Linked DNA regions of Mus musculus: all the other regions are linked to region 1. A link is a loop called in an ENCODE intact Hi-C map of the cell type or tissue named here. Cell type or tissue: heart. All regions are shown on one strand. Links, peaks and the distances in the headings refer to the core of each region. The heading gives the core; the rest is flanking DNA. Region 1 overlaps Pard3b (par-3 family cell polarity regulator beta). Region 2 has its middle 160 kb from the start of Icos. Region 3 holds the start of 9530026F06Rik (RIKEN cDNA 9530026F06 gene). Region 4 holds the start of Pard3b (par-3 family cell polarity regulator beta).

Evidence for each region. Peaks named below come from ENCODE experiments on the same cell type or tissue, not always from the same donor. Only the 100,000 strongest peaks of a DNase experiment are listed, where the experiment ranks them.
Region 2: a loop joins it to region 1, with 2.3 times the contacts of the local background. A loop is called at or near these places in 4 of 42 quality-filtered maps.
Region 3: a loop joins it to region 1, with 5 times the contacts of the local background. A loop is called at or near these places in 36 of 42 quality-filtered maps.
Region 4: a loop joins it to region 1, with 2.4 times the contacts of the local background. A loop is called at or near these places in 4 of 42 quality-filtered maps.

What each region holds. Positions count from the first base shown.
Region 1 is chr1:61,767,094-61,774,851 of GRCm38, reverse strand. Pard3b (par-3 family cell polarity regulator beta) reads right to left here. Exons shown (of 23, transcript NM_001081050.2): 2 at 6,803-6,904. Pard3bos1 (a long non-coding RNA gene) reads left to right here. Exons shown (of 4, transcript XR_373443.3): 4 at 2,766-2,898. Among named protein-coding and RNA genes, the nearest start is that of Pard3bos1, 94 kb to the left of the region's middle. In heart, for the core only: a CTCF peak has its summit at 3,417 (motif pointing right); no DNase peak of the experiment used is centred there.
Region 2 is chr1:61,135,517-61,143,274 of GRCm38, reverse strand. No RefSeq gene overlaps it. Among named protein-coding and RNA genes, the nearest start is that of Icos, 160 kb to the right of the region's middle. In heart, for the core only: a CTCF peak has its summit at 3,905 (motif pointing left); a DNase peak (open chromatin) is centred at 3,814; H3K4me3 peaks cover 650 bases; H3K27ac peaks cover 1,954 bases.
Region 3 is chr1:61,373,129-61,380,886 of GRCm38, reverse strand. It overlaps 9530026F06Rik (RIKEN cDNA 9530026F06 gene), which reads right to left and starts at 2,455. Exons shown (of 5, transcript NR_040483.1): 1 at 2,331-2,455; 2 at 1,719-1,877; 3 at 658-891. In heart, for the core only: a CTCF peak has its summit at 3,618 (motif pointing left); a DNase peak (open chromatin) is centred at 4,286.
Region 4 is chr1:61,635,383-61,643,140 of GRCm38, reverse strand. It overlaps Pard3b (par-3 family cell polarity regulator beta), which reads right to left and starts at 4,317. Exons shown (of 23, transcript NM_001081050.2): 1 at 3,779-4,317. The coding sequence starts at 3,898. In heart, for the core only: a CTCF peak has its summit at 3,667; DNase peaks (open chromatin) are centred at 3,170, 3,700 and 4,300; H3K4me3 peaks cover 1,833 bases; H3K27ac peaks cover 1,161 bases.

The DNA of each region.
Region 1 (7,758 bases), core at 1,523-6,522:
CTGGATCTTTTCCTTGTCCTATCTGCATTCTTGCAAACATTTTTTATTTAGTTTTTGCTGTACTACAGGAAGCAGCTGCATGAGCAGTAGCATCAAGCCTGATGATTCCTTTTGTCCTTTGAGGGAACTCTTGCTTCCCTGACCTGAGCACTGCAAAGCTGAACCACAGCGGTTAGACACCTGCATGCGTCTCATTCACGTGTACACGTATAGACATGCTATAGATGCCAACCAGGTAAACTGTAGAAGGCACTGGGGAGTCCATATTTGACTTGGCCATCATCAGGATTATGGTAGCTGTAGTTACTATCTCCCAAAACCATTTATCTTTGCCATAGTAAGGTCACAGAAGTATTAATGCAGAGGGCTCCTCTGGGCTTGGTACATGCCTGCACACTGCTTCCTACTGCAATATTTAAGGGGCAATATAGGTTCCTAGAAAGGAAAGGTAGCGAAATAGAAACTCTCAACTTTAGTTTCAACTTTATCAGTGACTAAAACCAAAGATGTTTATTAAAACAAAAGTATAAATAGGGTGTGGTACAAATACCTTTGGTCCCAGCACTTAGGAAGCAGAGGCAAGTGATTCTCTGTGAGTTCAAGACCAGCCTAGTCTATATAGTAATTCACAGGCAAACCTGGTCTACATATTGAGATCCAATCAAAGAAACAAAAACATCATCATCATCATCGACGACAACAACACCACCACCCATACTAAGTCAAGGTGCTAAAAAATAATCTTTAAAAAACCATCCCCTTCTTACATTAAAATTTTCAAAATGCCAAGGGTCAAATATTAATGCTTATATTAAAGTATTAATTATGTATATGAAGTTAGAGTGCTCAAAAAGCCACTTGGGATTGAAGTGATCTAAAAGTATTGACTGCTAAAAAATAGTTTGACCTGGATATTTAAAGATCGATAAAAAATAAGGAAGTGGTACAAGTATATCCTTATTATGTGTATAGTGCTTTAATATTTTCATTGAATTTTCACACACAACTTCTATCTTTCCCTGTGACACTAAGATTATTTACCACTCCCATTTTACCAGTGAGAAAACTGAAATTCTGAATGATCAAATTATTTAACATTGGAAAGTGTTCATTTATTTTTTCTACATTATCTGAATTCTAAGTAAGGGCTAGGCACAGTTACAGGCACTGGAAACAAGCAATGGATAAAACTATCAACCAATATTATGTATGTATGTGTATGTATATGTGTGCATATATATATATATATGTATATGTATACATATATATGCATATATAGATACATATACATCATATACATCATATACATATACATATACATATACATATACATATACATATACATATGTAAGTATGTGTCCTAAATTATCAGAGACCAGGCACAAGGACCAATAGGCATGCTAAACAAGTAAAACACTGGAAGTATAGAACAGGTAGGAGGTGCATGTAAGAAAGAAACCATAGCTTTACTACTGTTGCCATTTAGCATGCTTCAGACAGCTGGGGGGAAGTGGGTATTCCAGGGACTCATAACAGAACCTATGAGACTTGTACTTTATTCAAGTACAAATGCCTATTATCATCCACAGTGACAGGTCCCAGGATGTCCTTCAGACACCAACCTCTATGGATAGATGCCCACATCCCTAACAGGACAAGAAGTTGCATATGAGTCATATGTACTTTATATATGTATTTTAAAGCATGGGCACATTACTAAGCATAGCTAACAGAGCATAACTATTCCATATGCAGCTATTGTATTGATCATGTGTTAAAGCCAAGGGGAGGTAAAACCAATGTGTCCCAACAGCAGGGACAACCATCCTAGGCTTCCAGATAACAATGGTGGAACAAATGTTAAAGAGAGATTGAGGACCTGTGAGGTGGGGTGTGCTTACATACACATTCAGTGTAGCCCTGACACAGGGCAAACACAAGTGAAGTCGTTGATGCTCTCTGGAATTCTTTTCTTGGTACTTCTGATTCACAGCTGTTTGAATCCAGAGATTCTAAATCTGTAAATACAGATTGAAAACCACATTCCTAGATGGGATATGCTTTAAGCAATACATTTAAAATAATGCAAATCCAATCTTTTTTACTTTGATAGTATATTTGATAGCTAAATTTACTATGTAATGTAACACACTAGAACCTAACAGTTATTCTCCTGAGCATGTGGCTTCACACTGTGGCTAGGTTATTTATCACACATGATATAATATCACATAAAATTACTGCATTGTTTTAGCTTCAATTACCCATGAGAAAGCCATGACACAAAGAAAGGGGCTACGTTGCTGAAAGCCATTCAGGTAAGAAAACCAATAACAAAGATCATTCCCAACAGTTGCCATAACCTTAGTCTGGACTTTTATTTATTAAAATTGTTATCTCTGTAAATGCAAAGATGGGGATAAAAAACACGAAAAAAGAATTAAAAATAAACTGTGCTCAGATGATTAAGACTTTGAAAAAACTTATTAGTTCAAGACTAGAAGAAGGATATTCTATTGACAGGAGAGAAAAGAGAACATAGGGCTTGCCCCTGGCAGAAGTCGGCCCTCAACAGCAGCTTCGATCAGAATGCCAAAGAGGAAATGCTAAAATGGACTCCGGAAAGAAACCAGCCACAGTCATGAAGTCCAGGAGTCCAAGAGACTTCCCTGGTTCAGATACTTCCTGTTTAGGAAGATGTTAAAGTTAGTCCATAAGACTAGTATACTTTGGATCTAAAATTCTATAATTTTATTACTCTCTAGCAGAAAGTCATCTTGAGGCCCGTGCCATGGGCCTTGTAAGCAGAAGCACTTCTCTCCTCCCCTACAAGCTTCCATATTTCTTTCTGAAGCACTGTTTAAACCTCTAGGCACATCATAACTTCAAGATCCCTTCAAAATGTAAGTGTTCCAGAATTAAATTTACTATATTATTATTTAAGAAAATATAATAGATTTAGAACAATTATTTTATGTTAAGGTAGAAGTATCACTAATAAATTAAGTGTTCAAAAATAACCCAGGATTGTAAAAAAATATATATAATAATTCAGTATCTTTTAAAAAGGATTAATGTAGCAACAACACTTCCCAAGCAAAACACAACATACACCATGGATTGTCTAGTTACACACTAAAGTCACACATATCTTAGTACAATCAGCCATCAACCTTTCAGTCAGTAAAAAGGAAGTTGAGAAAGCCAAAAATAGAAACAAGTTTTATGAATGCAAAGAGTGTCCTTGGCCATTTTTGAAAAACTTAAGAGAGCAGAGATATGTATGTGTAAACTCTCCCTTTACTATCCACCTCTGATCTGGGATCTATACTAAAAAGACAAAAGACATTTTCTAACTGGGGGAGTGTCAAATTTCAAACTGTTTTCTGAGCTGGCTTCTAAGTGACTGTGCCATCCACCAGAGGGCAACAGAGTGCTCTGAGAAAGCAAGTGGCAGTGTGTCTGACTAGGTCACTAGTTCATTCACTGTGCACAAGAGTCTCCCTTTGAATATGTGAAGATCCCTGAATGCTGAGTATGTTAACAGACAGTGTGTTCCTGTTCTAAATTTAGTCCTGCTGGCATTTCATTTCTCACATAATAATAATATCTTAATCCAAATATTGTGTCATATTAATCAAGTATCTCCTTATAAAACTATTTTGAGCAATTAAATAACTTTAAAACAAATTTTATAAGATTTGTTTGAAACTATTAAAGTATGCATTAAGTTAGTTTCTTTGGTGTTTCAGTACTTAATCTCAAACACTTAGTACTTAAATCAAGACATGCACATGAAAATATCATAATAATAGTATTATATCATTAAAAGACAGCAAGGGACACTAAACACATAACTCTTCTACACTAACACTACACTAACTAACATTTTGCTGTTAAATAAATTGTTGAACCTGAGGATAAGGCAGACAAAAGTCTAACAAGTACTTATACCAAACACAAAGACAAAGCTGAGCTGATAGTGTAGTACTTGAACATGAGACAGCACATGGTATTCAAGGGTCAAGGCCCAGTTGTGCAAGTCAAGAGCTCCTGGCCTGCCTTCAAGTTTAGCACTTCCCATCTGTAAAACCTAGCTGTAAATAAAGAAATTTTCTGTGATGGTATACTATACTTCACACACCACACCACACACACACACACACACACACACACACACACACGTGTGTGTGTGTGTGTGTGTGTATGTATATATATTACATATATATACACATATGTGTATATATGTATTACAGTTAGGGTTAGGGTTGGAGGTTAGGGCTAGGGCATATATACATATGTATGTATGGTTATGGAAGGAATTCAATTTTCATAAAAATTATATACTTTCATATTTACATAGTTTTATGTTGTAGTTGTCTTTTTTAACCATGCCAACAATTCACAATGTGAGTTACTGTTTTAAGAGTCTATTATTGAGTAACAAGACCATGGGATTCAGAAGTCATCTCTTTATCAAACTAAGTAAATGAATTAGATCTTTCTCCAATTTTACATCAAATCATTCCACCTCTAGTTTCTAGCCTTTATTGAACTGCACTGATTTTCCGAAAGCAAAGCAACCACAGCTGACACCGCTTTGGGACTGTAATTGCTGTTGGGATCTTGGCTTCTCCATTACTTGGTCCAGCCTATCTACAGCCCTCATTGCCAGTTCCCCTGTAGGTAGTCCATCCCAGGAATGCAAGTGTTATGACTTGAGCATGAGTCTTCACACCCAGCCAATCTTCTCTGTGCCTGCTCTCTGTCCATATTCCATCTGTGAATGAGTATTCACCAAGTAATTTACACATAAAAGCCCAACTGTGCCTCCAGCCTTCTTGAGCAGGTTTGATATCCAACAGGAGGTCCACAAACCATCAGTTGAAATTACTACTTACTGTGAATTGACTAAAAGTAAGAGAAACAAGTTTGGTGGGCTCTGCTTCCAGGAAATATAAGAAAGCTCTCTTTTTCACTGATTATTTTTTTCCTTTTTTAACAAAAAGAAGAAAATTGAGTGATTCTTCTTCAGGCAACACGAAAAGTGCAAATCCTTATCGATTGTGTAGCACAATGGCAGGCATCATGGAGAGCCATGAATGTGCACTAAGAGGAAAGCTGTAGCTGTAGCTAACATATATGGATCCTCTGCTAGGCTCTTAGCTGACTGTGTCCTTGTCTCCGTATTTAATAGTGGTGTTAAGTCCCATTTCAAAAAGACACACATAATAACGCTGTTTCTGTGTCTAAGATACAAGCTACATTTTGAAAAGGCCTTGAGGAAACAGTTGAAAGAATGCATCAGAGGAAAGTGCTGCATCAGACAGATCTCCTCAGATATTGTTAACAGAATTTCCCTTCCTGAAATGGGATTTGAAATAAGGCCAGGATGAGCCGGTATCTTCTGCCCTTTCTTTAATGTAGCATTTTCTTGCTTTTTGTATGAACACACTGGCAGTGGAATTTGAGATGCAGGCGGCCTTCATTATTAAAAATCAAGCCAAATATCTCAACTATCTCAAAAAAGGAAGGTGTTCCCAGGGAAGAAGCAGAAAGTGAACTGGGAAAAGGCAAATGAATGGCCATCATTTGGTGTTATAAGGGGGAAATCATGAAACACTCTGTAGCTATGCACGGTAGCTCAGGCTGCAAACTCAGCACTCTGGAGGCTCAGGTGAGGGAAGTTCTTGATTTCATGGTCAATCTAAGTAGCTAAAATGAAACCACAACAAAAGAACGGTCATTAAATGCCTTACCAGATATCTTAACATAAGAAATACAGAGGAGGAAAGGATCTTCAGCCCCTGCCTTCTAGGAGTTGGCAATCTACTTAGAAACACAATTTGCTTACTGTGTGGCTGACTACCATATGAAGTAAGTCAAGCCAAGTGTCAAAAGAAATATAAAATAGAAGACTATGTTTGCAAATATTAACGTAACACACACACACACACACACACACACACACACACACAGAGAGAGAGAAAGAGAGAGAGAGAGAGAGAGAGAGAGAGAGAGAGAGAGAGAGAGACATGCTACAAATAAAAATAAACAGTGCTAATGTTATAGAGAAGAAATCTTGGAAGCAGTTCTGTTTCTAAGGACAACACAGCTCATATTAAACAGTGTGTTTCAATGACAATAATCTAGGATATTGCCATGGGATACTTTCCTTTTATACCTCATCAAAGTAATAAGAAGCAAAATTCCATTAAAATGCTACATTTGTGATGAATTATTCCCAAATAATTAAAAGAACAGTTTTAAAATTTCCTAAATATTCAACATACTCAGTGCAATGCTTTTCTTTTGTTTCAGGGTGAGGATTAACATGAAAGAAAGACATACACAGGATACAGTGTGCCATCTACTTTGAGAAAAATCTACTCTGTGGCTCTTTGGGAGTCATCCATACCCTACTATATTATCCAGTATAAAACACAAAACACGTTCCAACCTCAGGCATTAAGATGAATATTTAGCAACTGTCTGGAATAAACTCCAACAGCAGCAGTGGCTCCAACAGCCTCTGTAGCTGACACTAATTTATTGAGATGTATTGGGAGCTCTTGAGAATGAAGAGTCTGCTAATTAGGCCACCACAAAAAAAGTTCCCAAACTTCGACAAACTTCAGGCAAACATCTGATGAAGAACTTTGATTTATGAGCTGTCCAGGTGAAACCAAAACAGATGGTATCTTTTAATAATAACTGACATATGAGTTTGTTAAGAAATTGAATGGCTTGAAAATATGCTGCTTGGTATAGGAAAATGAAGAAAGTATTCAGAGTCATCTACCTTATCTTTGTCTTCAACAACATCTGCTAAGACATCATCCGGATCCAGGATTCCTCCATCTGTGTATTCTAAGTGATGAATCTTCACCCAGTATCCAGGATCCTGTGGTGGAACAAGCAAATCTGATGACTCAATCTATTTCTACCAAAGTAAGACACATTTTAACAGAGATGATTAATCTCAATAAAGATACGGTATATTGATTGTTATAGCTATGGTTCCTATTGCTGTGAGAAAATACCATATCCAAAACTAAAGTGAGGAGTCAAAGGTTTAGTTTGTCTTACAACTCTCAAGCCACAATTAGTCACTGATGGAAGTCAAAGCAGACACTCAACAGGACTGAAGTCTGGAAGCCGGACCTGAAGTCGGACACTGTGAAGCAGTGCTGCTTACTGGCTTGCTCCCCAGAGCTTGCTCGGCCATAGCTTGCTTCTTATGGCACTCAGAACTACCTGCCCCAGAGGAAGGTGCCCTTAGTGAGCTCGGCCCTCCTACAGTAATAAATAATCAAGAAAAAGTACTACTGGCCTTCCTACAGGCCAATCTTATAGAGATATTTTTCTCTATCAAAGTCCCTCTTCTCACATATATCTAGAGTTGTGTCAAGTTGGAACACCAATAAAACTTTTAACACAAAACAAAGGTCTTATGTATAAATAACTGCCACTTTTATCCTGTTTAACTTGAGGTCTACCCATCTAATAAATTTTTCTGAAATTAAATTACTATGCAGAAAATGAACTACCAACCTGAAAAGCACCTTTCAACTTAAGTAATGCCAAAAATATTCTACAGAATAATTATGAAGGTATTTCCTCAACTTCAGATAGTTTAAACTATAATATAAAATTTCCAAAGCAGAAATATGTGACTCTCCCAGCTTTAACTTTAGCAAATCGGTGGAATTGGAAGTGGGGGAGGGTATCAGCACCCCAATCCCTTTGCCTTTTTAA
Region 2 (7,758 bases), core at 1,861-6,860, 630 kb after region 1:
TGCTCTGCAGAACTCATTGTGGTCCACCTTCATCAGAGCTTTCTTTCACGGGGAGAGAGCCATGTGTGTCAGAATATCATGTGGATGAAGTTTGACATCTTTATTCATCTTCTATTTATGGGATGAACGTACAGTTAAAAGGTGGCTTGAGACCATCAAACCCACGTCTGGCTGTGACCTAAGCGGAATTTAACTTAGGTCTCCTGAGGTGAAGAGAGAAAGGAAGGAAAGAAATGAAATGCCTGTTTCAATTTAATACTTTAGGTCTCCCTCCCTCTCACTCTCCCTCTCCCTTTCTCTCTCTCAATCAAAAGGCTGAGACCTTCTTTGGCCCCCTGAAGTTTTAGGGTTTCAGATGCTTAGAGACACAATCTGTGCAATTTTGTGGCATCTGTTTTTTCCAGACAGTGTATTACCACTATAAAGTAGCCTAAACTGTGGGGTCCTCCCTGCTGGGGGCCACTTCAAAAGCAATGTTTGAAGTCCCCACCCCCACCCCACCATGCTAGCTCTGGGTGAAAGCACCCAACCGTAGTGTTTAGTTTGTTAATTACTTTAAAGAACAAAAAGAAATGCTAATTTTCATCTAAATCTCTCAGCCTGTCTTCCTCTGAGCTAATAGCCTTCAAATCTGTTTTGTTTTTGCTTCTGTCATACACGAGTAACTTTAGTTCCAAATATTGCTACAATGTAGCTATTTGACACCTCTTAACTTGGGGTTATTAGCGCTCTTTCCAAAGAGAATATCATGGTTTTCTCCTAAATGAAACAAAGGATCCTGGCAAAGCAACCTTCCCAAATTTCTACTCCGAAACAGGTAGAGATAGCCAGAAAGCCCTTGCCTATTAATTTCATCAGGAAAGGGGAAAAAGTCTTCCCAGAGAGCTGCTGGCAGTTTCTAGAATCCCCTGAATTCTGAAGAAGAAAATTGTCCCTCTGCTTCCTAGAGGAGCAAACGGTCCACCAACTTTCAATCACAGTTGCTTGTCTCACCCCAACCACAGCCCGCTTATTGCTAAATATTTTCTCAAACCTCAAAGCAGTCAACAGGATTCTCTGTGGTGTAAAGCCAAACAAAAACACCCCAAAGTTCAGACGCAGTCACCAGACAAAAATTTGCTATGAACAAGCAGAAATAAGTTGTTAATGGATCCCATATGTGGCCGCCGATGCAAGTTTACGAGAACTTCCAAGAGATTTCTGAAGAGGGTCTGGTAGCCCAGAGGAAGAGCAAACACCCGTTTCCCTGTCACACAGGACAGTTAATACTCAGCCCACGGGTTCCCCGGATTTTCCCTGGTAAACACTGGGAAATTTCTGACTGCAATATTTGCTTTGTCAGGGGCTCACCACAACATGTGGTCCCCCAGGGAAAGTATTTAAAGATTTGACCTCCTTCCTCATAGCATAGACCCATCAGCCCTGGGAGTCTCTTGCTTGGAATTCCACGTATCCCTTTTGACTGGCAAAAGGTAGGAGCAGGGCAATTTTCTTCACCCAGAAAAAAAATGGTGTGCATTCCAAAATAACTCTTTTCTTCAAAGACCCATTCCCTCCTTCTCTGGGGAGTGAGTGAGTTTCCTCACCCATATTTCAGAGTCACATTGAACAGTTTAGCAACACGAATACTCTTCTGAGCAACACACATGGCTGAGGACATGTGAGAGATTTGTTGTTGTTTGTTCCATGGGTGGCTGTCAGAGCGAGGCAGGGCAGCTGGGGTTGGGGCGGAATGTTTGTGGGGGCGGGGGAGTTAAATGCCTGCCTCTCTCTCCTTGTTATTGTTTTCTTTCCCCTTGTGTGTGTCATGAACTCTGACCTACTGGATGGGGGGGGGGAGTTGGAGTGGATCTCTCTCTCCTTTTGTTAATGGGATGTGGGATGGCTTCTGTGAGGAAACCACTAGAATGTTCTTGTGGGTTTTGAAGATGACCAAAAGGGTCTTGGAAATAAGTCTGTGGGATCTCTGGAAGGTTGCTCCAACCACTTCCTCTCCTCCTTCTAGCAGGAGAATGGAAAACTCCAGAGCCAATAGGGGCAATTTATAAAAGGGCCCTGCCTGGTACGTGGCTGCTTTTGGACAAAATGTCCCAATTAACCAAGAGCACACAAAACACGCAGGCTGACAACAGAAACTGGAAGGGCCCTGGGAAGTTCCCAGAGCCTTTGAGTTGTTCCGCACAGTGAGATGTGTCTACCCCAGGCAGGCTCACGAGCCTCCCAGCTGCCTGAGGCCAGTTGGAGGGAAGTTGAAATGTTCAACCTGTGAGGAGTCAGCGGGATCTTGGAGATAATGGAGCATTCAGTTTGACATCCCAAACTGGTGTATCCGGGAAGAGCAGGGCTCTTGCTGGGATGGGAGACAGTAATTGTTTTTTAGCATGACAGATAAGACACTCTGGCTTCTGCAGATCCCTTACAACTGGGAAACAACTGTTCTCAATGTCGATACTAAGATACTAAGTATTTAAATGTGGGCTTTCGGAGGAAGGCTTCCTTTCTCCCTGCCTGCCTGCCTGCTGTTCCTGCAGGACTACTTTCGAGTACGAATGTCCTTCTCTCACAGTTTTACACTCAAGTAGTACAAACATAGCCAATCTTAGGAGGATTTGAATATAATTAAATCAGTCCATTAAACTGGTAAGTGTGTGTGTGTGTGTGTGTGTGTGTGTGTGTGTGTGTGTGCTCACGCGCGCCCCCCACCCCCACCCCGTGCCTATCTTGAGGCCAAAGGTCAACCCAGGGTATCATTCCTCAGCAACTTTCTATCTCATTTTGGCCTGGAACTTGTCAATTAGACTAAGCTGGTTGGTCAGTCAGTACCAGGGTCCTCCTGTCTCTACCTCCACAGTGCAGGGATTAAGGGCACTGAAGCCTCTCCCCAGCCCTCAGCCCATCACTAAGAACCTTCTGAGGGATTATAGGGACCAGCCTGTGACTGGACTGGGTTCCGTGACTGGCGGATAATAAACTCTAAGAGTGCAATTCGAGAATTGCAAAGGAGCAAGAAGGCAGAAGCTAGTGAAAGACGTTATGTGATGGCAATTATAAACAGACTGTTCCCTCTGAGGTTGTACACAGAGCAGTCCCTCCTTGGGTGTTCCCATTGCCAGCTGCAGTCAAGTGGATCCACAGATGTACTATCCTTAAGCGGGAACCCATCTCCCCCAACCCCACCCCCACCCCCCGGCAGTGCAGATCCCACCTGGTGATCACCCTCTATAGTGATCCATCTAGTATCTCACTAGCTGGGCTGACAAATATTTAACCTACAGGGAAGGACATTTAAGGAGATACATCTCTAGCTTCTCCTCCTCGAGACCCAAATGAGATTCTTGAAAACATCAGACAAAACAGTTCTCAGAATAACGTTGCCTTCAGAGAGGGATTTCCCCCTCTATTTCCCCTCCCACTTTTGTAGAGTCCAGCTGTCTTTCTCACCCCCCACATCTCTACCTCCACCCCTCCCCAGCAAACTCTGGAAAAACAGTAGTAACTAACATTTGTGCCTTTGGCAATAAAACCACAGGCCTTGCAAACCCCAAATGGCAAAAAGACATTTCCATTCCAATCCCAGTTTTAAATTAAACTGTAATGAAAAATCAGCAGTGGCAGCTGGGACCAGAGACACTGATTGTCTCTAGGAACAAAAAGGAGGGGTGCGGGGCCGGGGATAGGAGAAAGAAAAGAGACCGCAAGTCAGCCTCGCTCTGGCAATAAAGCATCTGGTAAACCTTCAAGTATAAAGAAATTAGAAAAACAAATCTACTACTGAGACAAGCCAAGATGGCTGTTTCCCTCCGCAATCACAGCGAGGCGGATCACAAATCACCCTCCACTTTATCAATGGACAAGGAGGGTGAGGGGAGGCGAAAGAAATGCGCAGGCCTGTAGTGACACCTGGAGGAAGATGAGGGTAATTCTTTGGGGGGGGCGCTTCCCCGCCCCCACTCTCGCAGGGTCTGCGGATTTAGGCTCTTTCAGGAACCCCAAGCATCAAGGAGACCCCTCAGGGCTTCAAGGGAAAATAAGAGGGGCATCACTGCCTTCTTATTCTTTACATATGAACAAATTGCTTTTAGGAAAAGAACATCGACTTCAACTGGAGTTTTCCACCCAGTAATTTGAGTACTTGAGTAAACTGAACCCAATCCCGCTGTTTTAACTTTTTTTTTTTTTAAATTCAAAATCAGAATGAGATGAGATGAGCTCCGGTCTAGAAAATTTTTATTTTATAGCTTTCCAAAACTTGCAAATTCTATAGATCCTCCAGTATATACTTTCTATTTTCTGAATATCTGTGATGGGAAGAATAGAGGGTGGGGAGAATCTGTACTAACTGTACGAACCAAAGATGCTCCCAAGAGAAGGGGTTCTGAACTGGAGAGTGAGTGGGTTTGTGATAAATACAAATTCAGGACTGTGAAACCCGTGTTATAGCCTTATTTTGTTCTCAGGAGTTTTGTGTGATCTTTTGAAATTGGTAACAGTTTTCTAAAAGCCACAAAATACACGTAGGCGGTCACATGACTGTAGATATTCACAGAACAACCATGGGTAGATAGCTTGGAGCAGGGATGACAGATATCCCTCGATCCTTCCGGGAATTCTCCCACAGAGAAAAATAATCAGATAAAACTTACAATGTGATTGCCTGTTTATACATCTGAAGAAATTTCTTTATAGAAAGAACAGTTGCTGTGACCAGAAATATACAAGAACATTAAAAAACAAAAAGTATGGCCTGGCCTGGCATGGTGGTGTCCAGGGGTGGGGTGGGGTAAAGGGGGCGGGAGGAGCAGAGGCCTATGGATCTCCGAATGTTCCAGGAGAGCCAGAGCTACTTAGCCCTATCTCAAAACTGTACCAGAAAAGAGGTCAGAAGCAGCATGAAGCAACAGTGTAAAAGGAATCTAGTATTTAAGTGGAACGCCCTGCAGAAAGCTCCAATTGTTTATTTTACCTAATTAATGTTGGTTTTAATGCACCTGGTATGTAGCGCCGAGCGTGGGCACACAAACTCTGGGTAGCACCTTAGTGGAAATTCCACTTGCTCACTCGCTCCACCCTGGAAGCCTGAACTAACAACCCATCATCCCCGGTGGATCACACCACACACACCCATCCCAACTCCACCCCTACCCCGCAACTATCGTAGATCTGGCTAATGGATGCAACACCCAGCAGATCCGGCTAACACGTATTGACTTACCCAAGGAGAACTGCAGCCTTACTATAGCTATTGCTCTCTCTGTCTCTCTTTTATTATCAGATCGTTTTCAGTATTGATATTTATTATTTTAAATTATTTGTCTGTGCCTGGAGGGCAGAGGTATTGGGTTCTCTGACAAGTTACAGGCAGCAGTGTGCTGCCTCCTGCCTAGTGTGGATGCTGGAAGCTTAGCTCCGGTCCTCTGGAAGATCAGTGTGTGCTCTTAGCCTCAGAGACATGAGGCTTTTCAAATGTTGGTCTTTGTTTTATCTACAAATAGTTAAACAAAACAAATGGCTTCTTATGACTGAGTCCCAGTGGCTTCCACCCCTGTCTTAGGGTCTAGTATCTCTGCCTCCCACGGTTTGGTTTCTCTGTTTCTCACTTTCTCTTCCCGCCTCCTTTTTCCTGCCTTACTCTTGATCTCTGAGCTCTAATGAGGCACAGTCAGAGGAAAATATTCAACCTCTTTAAGAAGTTTGGATACTCAACATTGTAAATCTTCTTAAGAAATTGAACAATAAGAATATTTTATTTCATGGTGAAAGCATGAAATAAACACATACAGATTTTTCCCTCAATAAGCTTTTCCCCATCAGTTTTTGCTATGAGCCACCACACACACACACACACACACACACACACACACACACACACACCACTCTACTGATGGTTTCGGTATGCGTAGTAGAGCCTCCTTTAGCTAATGACTGTGAAAAAAAATAACATAATATTTTAGTGATGTTTCCTGAAATGGAACTATAAAAGACCTACTGTGTACTTCAAGGCTCTGATTTTTGGAGTTTGTTTTACCTTTGTTGGTTTTTGAGGGGAGGGTGTTGGCCATTGAACAAATAAACAAACCACTACATTCATCAAATGTTTCTTTGCACTACTACACTACATAAACATGTCAATAAATCCTCACCAGCTAAACTCCCACTATGTTAGAAAATATTTACACAGGGTGTGAAGTGTGGGATCAGGTCTGGTGGTGGTGGTAGAGATGCGGAAGGCATTTAAAAGGGACAAGGGCAAGGTGGGAAGATGGCTCAGTCAGCAGGTGCTTGCTTGCAAGGTTGAGGACTTGAATCGGATCTCCAGAACCCATGTAGAGGACAGGGTCTGGATGGGACAGAAAGGCACATTCTTCAGCCATTCTCCAATTTGTAAGACAATCTGTGAGAGTTTGTCAGGAGCCCTATAGTCTTTGAGTTTCTGTTTGTTTCTTTATCAAATGAAGAAGATATGTTAATAACCATGATGATTAATTGATTAATTTCAGATATTAAAATAACACTCAACTTCATTTAAGTAACTAATTTTCATTTTCTATAGATTTCCTGCTTAAACAACAGATTCCTGTGTCTGCTGTTTGGCCCTGATATGTTCCCAAGAGCAGGGCCTTGTCTAAATAATACACCAGGATTCAGCCAGAAAAGAAAATGCACATATGTTCAATGAAAATTGAGCTTCATGGGACATTTAAAGGAGAGAGTAAATTTTAATTTAATGTATACGCTAATCTTATTATAGTTAATGTTCATGGAACACTTTTCAAGAGACCTCACAGTTATAGTCATGCGTTATTTAGGAACAGGGCTGTATTCTAAGAAATTGGTTGCTAGGCAATTTTGTCATTGTGTGAACAGCACTTAGTGTATTTACACAAACCTAGGAGGTGTGAGTCAGTCATTCACGTTGACGTATTGATTTGAAGGAGAGCTGCAGTAAGCTAACCCTTACCCCTAGTCCTTTTGTGGACTAAAGGGAACTCAGATACTGGGCTAGTAGGAATGTAAACTAATCCAGTCACTATGGAAATCAGAATAGGGGGTCCTCAAAAAACTAAAGCTAAATCAAGCACATGACTCAGCCACACCACTTCTGAGTGTTTACCCAAAGTCTCTACGTCGATCATCACAGAGATACTTAGCCCAGCCATGCTAGCACTAGCACTAGGTGAACTAGGGCAGTCACAGAACCAACCATGGGGTCCAGCAGCAAAAGAGTGGGAAAGAAAATGTGGTCCACAGACAATATGGATTTTTTTCCAGCCATAAAAAAAAGAATGGAGTTATCTCATTTGCAACAAGAGATAACAATAGTAAGCAAATTAAGACGGTTCCAGAAAGACAAATACCATGTTTTCTCTCACTTGTGGCTTGTAGATTATAACATAGATACATTAAAGCCTGCACATGTATCTGCACTGAAAGCAAAAATGAAACTGTCTCAAAGAACAAAAGAGACTGACAGGAGGGGGAGGAAGCAAGGAGAAGGGGGAGGAGGGAGAATTTGCATAACAAGCAATATATGCTTGTATGAAAATGTCCTTACGTAACACAGTACCACATGCAGTTAATACACACAGCAAAACTTTTTTCTTTAATTTGAGATACAGTAACTGTGAGATGTGAGCATGCAGCTGCTCACAGCATAATAGGCCGCACTGCTTTACAGGAACCCTGAAAATGAGGGTCTAAATGAGTAACAGCATCATATAGTAGATGCAGAAGCTAACAGAGTGGTTAGCTCATCACGCT
Region 3 (7,758 bases), core at 1,085-6,084, 390 kb after region 1:
TTCAGATACATGTCTGTCACAAGTAAAGGAGTGATTAGGTTCGGGGGACTAAAGACTTAAAACTCATTCCTCACAGTCCTGATGCATCGTGCTTATTACCCCCTGATTTTGGCTTTTGTATGGTTTGCTAATTATACTTCCTCCTAATCTGCAATTATCAATTTGCCCATCCTGTTTTACTTTATCCTATTATCCATGCAAGCAACGTCTGTTTAAGATTATTATCTCGTAGAGAGCCACCATCAGCCATATTTTTACACTGTGTGCCCGAGTGCCAGAAGGAGAGTCACTGAGGAGAAAACGGGGACGGGATTGAGCACCATGGGCAGTGGCTCCAGCGGTTGACATCACTCTCCTGCCAATCCAGAGGAGATGGCCCAGGAACTGCAGAGAGGTGAAGACCCAAAAAGACATCTAGCAGAAGGTCAGGCCTTAGGGGACCAGGAGCATCTTGGGTTGGATTGTAAGACAGGATGCTGTCAAGCACCTTTCAACCATAGCTGCTGGCCTCCGCCACGGGGCCTGGGCCGGGCTGCTCTTATCTGCATTGTGCAGTGCTCTATGGCGTGCCTTGCACCCGGGGTTTGTTAAAATAACTATGATGATGGTAAATACAGATTAAAATAAAGTGTGGAGAAGCCGAGCCTATTAACTCACCTTGAGGTCTCAGGCCTGGTGGAGAATCCAGGCAGAACAAATGGCGCCACGATGCTCCAAGCCAAAAGCCCCCAGTGGGAAGACTGTGGGATCAGCATGAGCGGAGGAATTAACCACGCACTCCCTTTAATGTTCATCAGAACCGAACGCTGCCAATTTACAGCACTTCAGCACTTCGGGGCCTCTTAGAGTCTTTCCAATTATGCTAGTTGGGAGGTGACTGGCCCGTGGTCCCTGTGGTGAGATTGTGGAAGCAGAACTGAGCACCAGAGTCCTGGGGTTCCAATGTGCCAGTCCTAATGAAGCCGCATTGTTCAGCCCATTCTTCTGCCCACAACCCCTGCACCCGATTAGCATTTCCTCTGCTGGGTTTCCCCCGAACTCAAACTGGAGAGAAGGAATGGACCGTTCGCACAGCCAACTCCGGGAGCAGAGTGTGCGGAGCCTTATATTTCTAGTTAAAAAGCAATAAATCTTAAGTCAGGTAATGAATTCCATTCTGAGTAATTTCATTATGGATGTCTATTCAGAGGTTCTACAACACAGGCAGGGTGACTGGAAAACCTGCTCTAATGTGCTGGCTTTTTTCCTTGTGCCAAATTAATGGTGAAGGCCTTTGAAGGGATGCTTCATTTAGGCTTTCTTATTATCAAAAATATTCTACAAGCTGGAGCCGGGGCCTGAGTGCAGTTGTATTGCAGAGGGAGATCTTAATCTTGGATCGATGGCTGGCAGAAGTCCACTACTAAGGGAGCCCTGCGCTCTGCAATGCAGACTTCCACCCCAGGCCTGGCAGCTCTCTGTTGGGGTCTAGAAGGGAAGCATTCGGGAGGAAGGTCTGGGGAGTGATGCTAACAAGCAGACTTCCTCTGTGGGGTTTCTTTTAGTAAGTCCTGCAGGACCAAGATGATTTATATGCGTTTGGGTCCATGTCCTTCTCTCCGGCTCAAACTCTGTCTTCCACGTTTTCTTGCCATGATGTTATATTCCCACTCTAGAACCTTAAATTGTCCTCCCTGGGATTCAGTGTGCTTCCCTACCTTAACACACACGTTCCTCACCTGGTCTCTTGACCCGCGCTTCTGATTCAGTAGCTGCGAGGTGCCGGGTCCCAGACTCTGCTAATGTAATAAGTCCCAAGCTAGACCACACTTGGAGTTGGAAGGCCTGAGAATACACCAGTGCTCAAACTTGGACTTGCCTGAGAATCACCAAAGGGTCTGTTAAAACAGAGATTCTGAGCCTCACCCTGAGTTTCTGACTCTATGAGTCTGGGAACCCGACCAAGATTTGCATTTCCCATCAGTTCCCACCGATGCTAAAGCTGCCTCCCGGTCGGTCGAGGCTGCTCACTTGAGAACCGTGGCTCCCGAGTGATAGATCTCAGTGTTGCCTGCGCATACCTATCAACCAAATAAACATGAGAAGATAGACATAAATTCCTAGCTCCAGCCCAGCCCTAATGAAAACAGAATTCGGAGTTGGAGTCTCCTCTGCTGCGGCACTCATGATATGTTACGATGGAGAGAGAGCCGCATTGCTCTGAACCATGGCTGCAGCATAGCTTCTCTATGGACAGATGGGAAAACAGGTCTAGGCACTCTTCCTCTAGTGTGCATGGTACTGTCCTATCCCAGAACTTGGGTTAAACAGGTTCTTTTTATTCAGATTACCTCCTCTGTGCTCTGTCAACACCGCCTCTACCGCCATCTATTTCCTGGTTCATCTCACCCCGCACTGAGGTTTCCTGAGCAGCTGGGTGCTGTCCATTCTGAGCGTCCTCTAGACAGTGTTTCTTAATTCCAGGAGTGACTTGCATTCCGACCTCCCTTCCTCGCCCCTCCCTCCTTCAGTTCCCTGTCCTTTTGAACAACCCTTGCAAGACCCGTGTCTGCACTAGGCTTGCTGGTCATGCTTTGTGAGTTAGGTCTTGCTCATTCCGCAGGCACCCTTCAAAGCTTTGGGGTCCATTTCACCCCCTGTCAGCAAGTCCTGTTCTCATATCAATGGAATTGTTCTGTTTGTTACTCTGTGGTCCTGGACATGTGCCTTCTTCATCTCTCCTACTCACAGGCTGTCTGAGTGTAGGGATTAGATCATGCACATCTGTATCTGAGTGTAGGGATTAGATCATGCACATCTGTATACGCCTGCACCTTTCACCTCGACACAGGTGCTCACTTTTTAAAAATGAGGCCCATGGAAAACGCAGCAGCACTGCAGTCACCTGCAAACTGGCCTACGTTGCAGACTCTCAGTCTCCACCCACATCCATGAATCAGCATCTACATTTTAACAAGAGGTGTGAGAAGCTGTGCACTCTAGGGGAAAACGGCAAAATAGTTAAGAGAAATGGCTTCTGGTCTAGACCTTGAGGCTTGGGATGTTGGAGTGAGTATCAACACCATCTCTCCACATCTCCAGTGGGAATAAATACAACTAATAAAAGTCTCCTTATCCAGGAGCATTAGCGAAGAAAAGAAAATGTAAGTAAACCCCTCAGAACATTGAAGCACTCAATAATGCAACATCAGCTATCATTGCCCAATTAAAAGTGGTTAACTTTAATTGAATTCTAACTGCTACCTACAATAGACAAGAAAAATGAATCACGGCTCTGCATGGATTTCAGAAACATGAAATGTCAAAGGTAATAAATAAAAATATTAAAAGCCCTTTAGCAATCATTAAGGAGAATACCGAATAATTCCTGTATCAAGCCGTAAGCGCTCCGGTGCGGTGAAACCTTTAAAATAACCATCCCCCAGTTTTTTGCTGTGTCACTAGCTTTTCTTCTCCTGTGCAGTCTTTTCGGGCTGCTTTATTCTGCTCCACCTAAAGAATAACTTCATATAGTGAATTTTGTTTCTCAAGACTCTTGGATCTCCCTGTTGCCTTCAGGATTACCTGAGCGGCCATAAACCGCTGGGCTTGCTTGGCTGAAACCTGTGCACACACTGCCCCCTAGCGGGTCCTTTCTGTCATCACGCTGAAAGCCAAACCAAAAAAAAAAAATAAAAAAACAGACCAAAACAAAAAACCGAGAGCAATCCCTCGGCTTGCCCCTGGCTCAACATAAAAGCTCTGACTGCCTGCCCAGCTTTAAAACTAGCACCAAGCCACTGTGTGCATGAAGCAATAATAATTTGCAGTATTGTTGGAATTTACTAGAATCTGTGAGGCAGAATCTAATATCTAATACTTGGGTTTAATTCCCTCAAATGTTAGAAATGAAGATATTAACAGTGAGTCTAGAATGAAGATTAATTTGAACAGTACACATCCGTGTCTCACAGTGTGTCCAAAGCTTACTCTGCTAAGGGATGACTGGGTGACGTTATCAGCTGAGGGGATTTGTTCAACAAATGGAGTTTGAGAGGCTACTTTGTACTGAACAGAGTTTTCACACCCAAACCCCTGCTCTTAAGGGAGTGACATTCCAATTAATATCTGTGACCATCTATCATCATCTCTCAGATGTCCCTCAGGGCTTCCTGGGAGTTTCTTTTGGCTCCCAGGAGGTGTGAACTTGCCTTGGAGCAGAAACTAAGGGTATTTGTGTCTTGGTGACTCCCAATCCTCACCCTATGATATACCACTCCCTCATGCTCCACCCCTCATGCCCCCCACGCCCCGCCCTATTTTTCATGTCATCCAATGGGCTGCTTTGACTTTTTCTTCCTTTCTGTTTTGCTCCTTATCGAATCATTTTAAAGTTTAGTGGTTTTGTTGACTTTGTCTGTGTGTTCCTGGCCTCACTCTAAGCCTCCTTGGAGCATTACCAACTGTACACAAAGCCAATACCGAAAACTAACCCCAGCACGACCTCAGCCTTGCTTTGCTCTGTGTCACTTTGGGCTCCTGTCAGCACTCCCATAGGTACAGATCTAATTTCCCATCTCTTTGACTTAGATGAAAACCTCAGCTGCTCCGTGTGAGAAATAAACATTCAATAATATACAGGTTGCAATGTTGCTATACATATGTGCCAGGAAATATAATGTTTTGTCATTATATCTCTATCTGTCTGTCTGTCTGTCTGTCTGTCTGTCTGCGTGCGTGCGTGCGTGCGTGTGTGCGTGTGTGTGTGTGTGTGTGTGTGTGAGTGAGTGTGTGTGTGTGTAGGTGTGTTGCTGTCTGTCATGGGATCTTTGTCTTGGCTCTGGAGTAAAGAGAAAGCAATGCCTCTGTCCCCATGCTCATTCTGACTCCATCTGCTAGTCTCCTAAGCATCCTTCCTGCTACTTCTAATTTCCTTCTGTCACTCCTTTAGAAAGAACACCACCAAACCCCACTGTTCTTGGTCTCTTGGTGTCAGAATTCCTTTGCCTGGGAAGTTGTTGATAGAGTCAACTTGTGACCTTCCTAATCTTTGATCCCTTCCTGGGGTCCTAGCTGAGATGGTGATGGAGCAGACGGTGAGGCTAGAAACTATCTAACCCAGCATGGCTCATGTGCCTGAATTCTAGGTGATCCTGTGTACAGGATTCCTTCTTTTTCAGGGCTCTCCAGAGATGAGACTGAAGGGTAGCACAGATAGGTCACTTTAGACCACACATTTCTTAGTCAGTGTCATCTATGAACCTTCCATGGCTGTCCCTCAAACCACTAAAAATCCATTCTTGGTATTCGATTTATGCCCCTCCATACTTTTCTTTTTCTTTTTAAAATTTATTTCATGTCTATGACTACACTGCAGCTGTCTTCAGACACACCAGAAGAGGGGCATCAGATCCCATTACAGATGGTTGTGAGCCACCATGTGGTTGCTGGGGCTTGAACTCAGGACCTTTGGAAGAGCAGTCAGTGCTCTTAACCGCTGAGCCATCTCTCCAGCCCTGCTCCTCTACTTTACATCTTGTTGACATCTTGTCTGTGGACTTTCTGATACTAGAGGAATGCTAGAGACATGGACAGGCTCTTGGTAAAGGAGACAGAGCTGGTCATAGTGGTACATGCTTACAGTCCCAGCATTCAAGTTGTGGAGGCAGAAGAATCATGATGGTAGGCCAGCCTTGTCTACACAACTAAGATATTGTTTTAAACAAACAAACAAACAAACAAACAAACAAACAAGGACTGTGGATGTAGTTCAGCTGTAGAGTGCTTATTCATCTCATGAGGCCCTGGTTCAATCACTGGCACTGAAAAATAATTGGCAGAGACATATATGGAGAATGGCCTGTTTACAGGCGTTGTGCATTTTAAAATCTTTAATAACCATACTGATAGTGGTTTCACAGATGAGAGACAGGAATCTTATTAGAGAGTCCATGTGAGTCCTTCAGCATTAGATAGCTCAACACAATAACAGCAGAATTTAAACCTACACTATACTAATTTTCCTTGGATAAGGGTCCTTATTTGAGACCCATCTGCACCCTTATTTGGAGAGTAAAACTGATAACTCATCCCAATGGTTAGGGAAACATTCTCTAACACACAGGTTAGAAACTGGGTTCATTATTGTTTGTATTTTCTCCATCGCTCTCATTAAGGCTGGAGTGTAGACATTTTCTCTCTGAGGCCGTATTACATAGGCTAGCCCACAGGATCCTCCCTCCCCCAATTACCTCTACCACCTAGCCAAAGGCCAACTTTTAGCTTTGAATTTTTGACCCTAGCCAGCCAGACCAATGAGTGCCCCCATGAGCCAGCAGTAGAGAAAGGGGCAGAAACAAACACTTGAAGTGTCTGTCAGTGGTTCCCTAACAAATAGCTACAGGTCAGCCGCTGTGTCCGTCCACCCGAGCTTCTAAAGGACACCTCCTGCACTCTCTTTCCTGTTCTGGAAAATGACACCGAAACGGTAATGAGCTTAGAGGAAGCCAGACAGACAGGAAAGAAACAAGCTCTTGGGTGTGGGTGCTTGCGGAAGACTTTGGGGGACCATCTGTCCCTTGGGAAAGCGCTTATTTGATTCAGTCCTGATCAACAGTTACTCTCAATCTCATTAGTGGGGAAGGAACATGGGGATTCATTTCAGAGTGGACTTTAACTAGGATGACAGCCGCGGGGAGTGGCTCCAAGAGGCTCCTTTGACAAGGGCCACTGATGATGTAAGAGGTGTTCTAGTGAGGATTTCCTGGAGCAAAGACAGAGCTGATGGATATTATTTTTAGATCGTACTGGTATTTTTAGTGAAAGTTCAACAGCTTTTCCATTTTTGGGTGTGTGGAGGGGAAAGAGATGACTTCCTAGAGATAGTCATTTCCTCTGCTGGGAAAGAGATCTAGAGGCGCTCCAGGTTGCAGGAAGCGCCTAGGAGGGTAAACACTGCTGACATAATGGGAACACAGACTGGACTGCTGCTGTGTGTCAGGGCCCACATTCCTTCCTGGCCTTTGGACCCCGGTTAGAGGGGTTGTGCTTCCTGTTTTTGGCTCTTTCCACTTCCGGGACCGACTCTGGAGAATAAATCATAAGAAATGTCCGAGTAAGCACGCGTAGCTACAGACACCAGACAGTGCTTTGGTGGCAAGAAATGCTGACTGTGCCCTGGCAGCCTCCAGAACAGCTGAGTCATCTCTCCCTCTTCAAGGTGCTTCCAGAAGAGAAGCCAAGTCAGGTCGGTTCCAGTGTTATAATACTGTAATCCTCATCTGAAACCCACTTGCCTGCCAGAGATGCCCTTAGTGCCTGGATCACATCCACTGGGCCCATCTCACTGATCTCCTCCGCATTGTGCTGTGACTCTGGTACCTCCCTCTCCCTCTGGGATGCCAGTGAAGACTGTCCTGTTCTGTGCCTGTGTGCCTGATTGTGGGCTTACCTGTGTGGTCCGTCCTCTACAGATCTGAAGTAGCTGCGGTCGTAGGAGACACAGGGCCAAGTTAGCACGATTTCCTCTCTTCCTTTTTCATAGTAGACACTGTTAATTGACCATGACACCTTAACTGCCAAACCTACAAGTAGGTGACCACACAGTCTTCCTCCACGCTGCCCGTCAGTTCTCATGACCAATCAATTGGAACTGACATTTGACATAAAGTCGATCTGCATCTTGGTGCCCATGTTCTTTCCCTAAAAACTACATCTGACTGTATTTCTTTGCCAATGAGAGATTTTCTGTCACGTTGATACCTTCAAAGTGGTTTCCAA
Region 4 (7,758 bases), core at 1,116-6,115, 130 kb after region 1:
AAACCATAAGATCAATTCAGACCAAGAGGCATCAAAGGCAGAAAAGTTCAGAATTAAAGAGTTCTAGCTATTCCTCTAGGCTGGTCACACAATGCTACTACAGATCTCATGATTGTATAAATTCACTTAGATGCTGATGCCACAATTAATCAGAGGATGGAATTAGTCTTATCTAACTTTCTAGCTCTGGGAAAATGTTAACTTGGAGAACAAATTATTCAAGATGTCTAAATACAGAAAAAGAAAATTCATTTTGAAAAGCCTACTAAAGTTACCTTCACTTACAATGGTTACTCATATATACAGTGAGATATATACATCAGCTTTAAAAAAAAAATCCCATGCCCGCTATCCAACTAACTATTTAATTCACCTCCTCGCCACACACCCCTCTTCGTCCTTATTCTATGGTGTTATATTCAACTCATCCAACTCACCAAGTACATGTATATATGTTCACCTTAATAACAAGCATCTTCTAGAAGAATTTATTCTGGGTGGCAACAGAGGAAAGTTGGCTTGCTATAATTAAAGGTTATATATAGACATCTATACCACAGTGTCTTGAGTTCACCAGTTCCAAGAGATTAGTGATAGATAAGTCTAGGCATTGGGGTGCTCTTTATAATACCTGTGCCCAAGTTCCACACCACACTTAAAATCTTGATTAAAATCTTGGCAAAGGGAATTCAGATAGCTGTCTTGTTTTAAATGCTATATGTAAGAATTAGAAGTGATATTCAGCCAGGGTTGACAGGACTACAGGTTACAGTTCAATTATCCATTCACCTGTGACAGGTAATTTTGATGATAAATTTAACTAATTACTCACTGATCCACACCTTGACTGCTTAAGGAGACAATCTCCTCTACAAACTACTTCACTAAATTGGATTTAGTGCCCAAGACACTGATATAGTACCAGGATCCAAAGATAAGCCATCCCATAATTCTATCCCCACTGTTAACTTCTCCTCCAGCGTGGGAGTCACCCAGTAGAAACAGGAAACTCAACGCTCCCGAGTTCAGAGCAAATTAAAGCCTTCCCCCAAAGCTCCTCCTGTTCCTTCAGCATCTCACCTACTTCTAGCCTTATCTTATGTTGACTCAGCTGGTTCCAACATACCACAAATTCCAGCTTGCTTTGGTGTCCCTTCTGTAATGCTGGCTACAACATCTAGAAGGACCTCCTTGGGCTCCACTCACTTCGGCCCTTGGAAACTACAACTTCTATCTGTCTTGAAGCCTTTCTCCCATCTAGATTATTCAGAACTCTGGGAGAAACATTCACGTCTCCACCAGGTTTCTCTTCCATTGCATCTCTTTAAATTTCTCTTCCTGGCTTGTAGAAAGTGAATTCATCACAAATTGTATTTTAACAGTACTGTTCTTCCTCCACAATTTTTTTAATTCAATGGATAAATGCATAGAGTTTTTCAAAGTGTTTCTTGACATTTCAAGTTACATTCCAACCACTAATTATTAGTTAAGCCTTATTCTTATAATATTCTTTAAAATGAAAGAAGACAAGAATATTTAGAGAAGAGGAAAACATCATTTTCCACATAAATTGAAATTTTAAAACTCAAAAATGAGAGAGAGAGATTTCATAAGCTTTGGGTGACCTTTAAATGTCACATTTACTAATATATAAATGCAAACACAGAAAAATGTAATATCCCGAAATAACAGTAACCTGATCGAAGCAATTACATTGAGTTCTATGATATAAATTATGCTTCCAGTTTAGAGTAGCAATGGCTTTTTAACACCTTTTAAGGTCTAACTACAATCCATTAAAGATCAGTGGTCATTTTTTAATGATTATTTATATGCTTGTAGATTACCTTGTACAACAGATTTCTACACTTACAGTAAATTTCTCAATGTAGAAGATTAGAGGACATACATTATTGCTAATGAATTAAAAGATAAATTTATCACCTCAGTAAACAATTCTTCCGTGAAATCTACTCTAATAATTTGTGTAGATTGTATTGTTGCTGCTAACCTTAATCGATTTTCATAAGCCAGTAAAATATGATTTCAAAGATAACTGTTTACTTGGTCAAATCCCAATTTTTAATGGAATCATATGAAATAAACAGTACACCAATGTAGCAATAGCAAAAACCAAATCTAAGCAAAACCCTCATTGGGTTAGATTGATACCTCGATTTATACGCATCTTAAATCTTTCCCCTCCTTTAACTCTGTTGTGAAGAATACAATCTAAAGAGTATGTGTAATTCCTTAGGACTTTCACTCTACCTCTTCCCATTCCCTTTTTTTTTTTGAAGTGTGGGGGTGCACACACACAAATGCACACGTGTTGGATCTACCAGATGTGGGTGCTGGTCCTCTACATGAACATCTGTACTCTCAACTGCTGAGCCATCTCTCTAACCTCCAGTTCTCGACTGTTCAAAGTAAAATATGCATGTACCCATCAAAAGTCTCCCTCTGTGCACTAATTCTTAGGTGGAGTATAGGAAGAACAGGTATGCCTTAGATCTCTAAACTAAATACGTGGGGGTGGCAAAACGGCTCAGTGGGTAATGGTTCCTGGCACCAAGCCTGAAGAGCTATGTTGATCTCCATCCACATGGCACCAACCTGGGCAAGTAGTTCTCTGCCCTCCACATATGTACAGTAGTATACATGTACCCTCCATACACATATTAAATGAATATATGTAATTTAAAAATTTGAAACTATGTACTTGGAAAAAGAAAAGTGATTTCTATACTTTGGATAACATATATGACATTAAAATTACAGTTTTTCATCTCAAGATTGGACTATAGTTTACAACGAGCATTATGCGAACAAATATTAAAAGGACTAAAACAGGAGTTTGTCTACTAAAACAAGAGTTTGTGGCTTATCTGTTCGCGAGGTCGTTGAAGCATCCGAAACAGGCCATGGACGAACTGAAACAATTTTAAAGGTGCTTTTTAGAGAGTTCATTTAGAGGTTCCATAGAGGAAACCAGAACTCTCACAAGTCACCCAGATGCCTGACCAGAGTGCTGGAGTCCTGCCACTTGTGTGCTGGCTTTTGGCTGCTACTTATTCCTAACTTGAGCAGCAGAACAGTGGGTCAGCCTTACTTTGGGAGTAACCCAGAACCCACTACAACCATTCTCATTAGCTATGACTCATAGAAACTGTGGCATTCGCTGAATACACCCCAGTGCAGTAGCTGGCATAAGGGCAGCATCCCCACTGGAGCACCTCCTGCCCAGGTCACTGGGAGACCTCCCATCAAGCTGAGAACTCTCAAAGCACCAATAGCTATAACTTTGGAGGTGTTTCTTGAGCCAATCAATGCTCAAACTCCAAGGAGCCTCCTTAAGGCGGGACTTGGTCAGAAATCACACTTCAGGTGAGCAGCACAGGGTAACATCACAGTGTCCCCACAAGTAGGTTCTGGACCCCTACTCAAACACCTGGGGCTGTCTTACAGAACAGACTGGGTGTGTGGACTTGGGAGTAGGCCCCAGATGGCGGAGTTGTAAGGACCCCTCAAGTGAGTGGGATGCCGCCATTTCTTCTCCAGCCTCTGGATAGCAAGACAGGGCTAATTGGGTCCCTTAAATTAGCAGCCTGCAAAAGTTGTGGCTGCAGGCAGCGCTCACCAGCCGCTGGGGGTGATCTGAGCCCCAGAAAAAGCGCCACCTGGTCCAAGGCAACGGGCAGGTGCGTGGCCTAGGACACTTACTAAGTGAGCCCCGCGGTGGTCGCGCCCCATGCTCGCCCCCTGCGGCGCCCCTCACCTGGTCCCGGGTCTTCAGGTACCGCTGCAGCGCCTGCTGGGTGAGCTCGCGGACCCGGAGCTGGCCGTCCTTGCAGGGCACCACGATGCCCGTCCTCCCGAAGCACACTGTCACTTTCATCCTGGCCCTGGGCTCCCGCGCGGGGCTGGGCCGAACAGGTGCCTGGCCCCCAGGCACAGCCCCTCCGTCGGGGGACGTGGGGCGGACACGACGCTGTCCCACGCGTGCCTCCGGGACCGGGACCCACAGCTGCTCCCCTGCAGCCCCACGGGAGGCCGAGGGCGGGAACGCGGGCTCGGAGACGCGGGGACGCGGAGGGTCGGCCGGGCGCAAGCGGAGGCTCCACGCGCCAAAGTGAAACTGCGGGTGCGGCCCGGCCCGGCCCTGCCTCTGGCGGTGGCCCTAGCGACCGTGGCAGGGCCGGCCCCAGGCCCCGGGCTGGAGTGGGCGGCGGCGGCGGCGCGCGGGGCCAGAGTTGGGAGGAAACTTTTGCGCCGGCTCCCAACTCCTCCGACGCGCGCGGCGCTCTGGGCTCCCTCGGCCCGCGGGCCAGCCTGGGCCCGGCTCTTAAAGGGGCCGCGGCGCTCGCGGACCACAGAGCGCACCGAGGCGTTGCACCGAGCCCGGGGTTGCCCCAGTAACTAGACCTTGGGTAGCTTGTTGCCCGCACTTGGTTCTCTTTCTCCCTCACATGTACAAGGAGCTCCGGGAATTGTAACGGGATCTGGGAGCTACCACAGGGGAATTGAAACCGGATCTCATAAAGCACACTTGGAATAGATAGGAAACTGGCCTAGCAACTCCCTTAAAATGAGAGTTGGAGGGAGGTTCAAGGGAAGCTCCGGAGCAGGTGCTTTTGCCACACCTTCTAAAGTAGCCATAGAATTGAAGTACTGAGAGGTGGGACTGACTGAAGGCAGAGCTTTTGCTTTGGAGCCACAAGAGAGCTAGCTAAGCTGAGGGAACTTTAAGGCCACTGTGCAGGTGCCAAGTGTTCCACCGAAGATCACACCCAAAATCCAAATATGATAGGGTGTAAAAGTTTACACTTTTCCTTTTGAAGGGGGACTCCCTTTGTGCATCTGTTGACGAAAAGAACACCCTTGAGTCATGATTTCGCAGGTTCCTGTCCTCGAACAATTGAACCCAAGGTATGGGGAGAAGTTCTGATCAACAAGTAACGTCTGCATCCTTAATTCTTAAGTAAACAGCTCCTTTGAGCTGGAAAATAAATACTTTCCCCTTACCTTGTACAGAAAGAAGAGTGCTTGGCTTGCTGGGGGTGCGGTTCAATTTAGAACTTTTCCCTCCAGTCATCGATTTTCAGCACTGAAAGATTCAAAATCAAAACAGACTGGTGTTCAGAAACTGAGCAGGTGACACAGCTGGTTATGGTGCAAAGAACACAGGTCCTCCTATCTAAATCTCTAGTGGCTCCTGACAGTTTTTATGGCAATTTAGTGCATCCATAAGATCCCCCGGGGTATCCTCCATTTCCTACCAGAGTTGCTCCTATGTCAACTTAAACTGAGTTTGAGTTGCTGGGGATGGTTTGGTCCTAAATTATGGATCTGGGAGTTCTGATCTACTTACACTCCTACATTCAATATACATTGATTATGTCCCACGAAAGCACCTTATTCAATGTCAGTGGCCATGAAGAGGGTCATGTAAACTGAGTCAACTTGGAGGAAATACACAGTAGACAGCCTAGTTGGGTTGCAAATCTAACAGACTGATTTAGGTAAACCAAAGACAGAATTATTTTTGTCATAAAACCAGACAAAAAAATCCATTGAGCCACCCTCTGAGGCATAGTTGGAGGCAGGATCATGAAGTGTATCTTCAGGGACTATCTCCAGCTATTAACTACACTAATGTTGTCTCCATTCGCAGTGAAGTGGGCTCACAGGCGTTTCTCTGCTGAGTCTTCCACAGGAAATAGTAAAAATTGAGCACATGCAAATGCCAGGCATTAATGAGTGGTCTCACGCTATACTGAGAATTGTATGAAGGTTTGGAAAGCACAAAGCAAAGATTCTCAGCCGAGAAACAAGTGCACACTGCTTCCTCTGTGCCCCCACCCCCCACCCCCCACCCCCATCCCCGGTCCTTCACCGTGTCCCCAAACTGGTCTTCAACTCCAGTGGACCAGGGTTCTCTTCACATTACAAACTCTTACAGCCAGTAGGAGTTCTCCTCGGGTACCCAGAGCCTTCAGCTTCCTGGCTTTGAGATTCCCCAAGTTAACTATGAAGAACACACAGACTCGCCCCATCCCACTCACAGATTAGATGAAGCAGGTCTTATGGAATGCAGCAAAATCCATGTCTGCAGTAGATAACGGAAGCCTGCAGCTACACCAGCGTTTGAGCAGTACACCCTGTGCACTTTCATGACCCCTCACTAGTAACTGGGCATAGGGCTTAGTGTTTATATTTCATGTTTATTAAATAACCCTGGTTAATTTGCTTTTCAGCCTCATAATGGCACACATAGAAACAATTCATCATATATTAAGAAGAGCAACACAGTCATCCATGCCTAGCAAACACCTAAATCAATATTTCATGCCCTGGGAGCTTCCTAGGCAGAAGACAATAAATAATTTGCCTTGATTTAGTAATATTAGAGGAGTCTAGACCTGGGTTCCATTATCTTGTTTTTGCCTGCTGGATGGATGAACATCCCCTGTGCTGTGAGATTTCCTGTTTGTTTCCCAATACTTCAGTAGGCAATCACACTGGCCACTATTATTGAACTGCCTAGACTCTAAGAGGTATGATGAAAATGTCAGGTACCATGAGGGGTGCTGTGGGGCCAGGCAGCAGTGGAGCTATAGGGTGCTTGCCCAGAGCAAGAGTGGGTTGAAGCATGTCCAAACCCCAGAAATCTCATGCTGAGATTGGCAGAAGTAGGATTACTCCCTTCTCACCCTAGGCCTGTATAACCCAGCACAGGTAGCCCAGCACCCCTACCTTTACCCCCAGAGGAAGTCACATAGCCTAGTAGACAGGTTATCCTTCCTTTCCCATCAAAGGATCATGTCATGTAGCACCTGGATAGCCTCCTTATGCAAATGAGCCACCCCCACCATCCTGGGCCCAGCCAATGATGTACACTCATCTCCAAAGCCCCTACTCACCCCTCAAAGGTCTAAGTACCTTTCATACTCACCCCCATCTAGCTTAGCTATCTCAATGAAACAGTCTCCCAAGAGTCTGTTCTCAGCAGGCTCATCTCTGCCTGAGGTCTCTTCTGCCCCCGGCCATTCCTGTACCACGTCCCCTCGAGAGATCCACCAGCTCTCGATAGGGGCCAACAGGGGCAGGGAGGTGGAGCCAGAACAATAGTGTGCGTTGACTAAACAATAGTAATTGTTAATTCATAGTTGACCAGTAATCCATCTCAATGTTTTATTCTATTAAGACAAAAAAATACTTTTTGGCTTTCAAGGAGTCAGTTACAACAGTCAGTATTTATCATAGAAAACTCGTTGAGTTGGAGATAATCTTACTTTTGAGATCCAGGAAGAATTGTTATAGTCAGTAAAAGTGGGCACCATGTGACATAGATCCTCTGTCTTGGATGTGATGGGTAATGCTGTAGGATGCAGAGGATACAGTTTCTTCAACTACTGACTTGGATCCCTTGAATATTTGCCAAGTAGGGTGGTAGTGCCAATAAGATTGGGTAGAAATTCTACCTTTAATTTTTTGAGGTGCCTCCATACTGTGGTTTCCAGTCCCCATGATGGTATCAAGCGTTTCTTCTCCCTCGTTTTCCTCATCAACACAGCTGCCTTTTGTTGTTCCTAGAACCATTTTTCCTGAAGTGAGGTTCTTTACATTTGCATTACTGATGACAAGTAATGCCGAGTTTCTTTCATAAACATGTCAAGTGTTTGTATATCTCCTCTTGAGAGATGTCTATTGACATCTGTCATCAATGGGTCCGGTGTCTGGGGGCTAGTTTTGCTG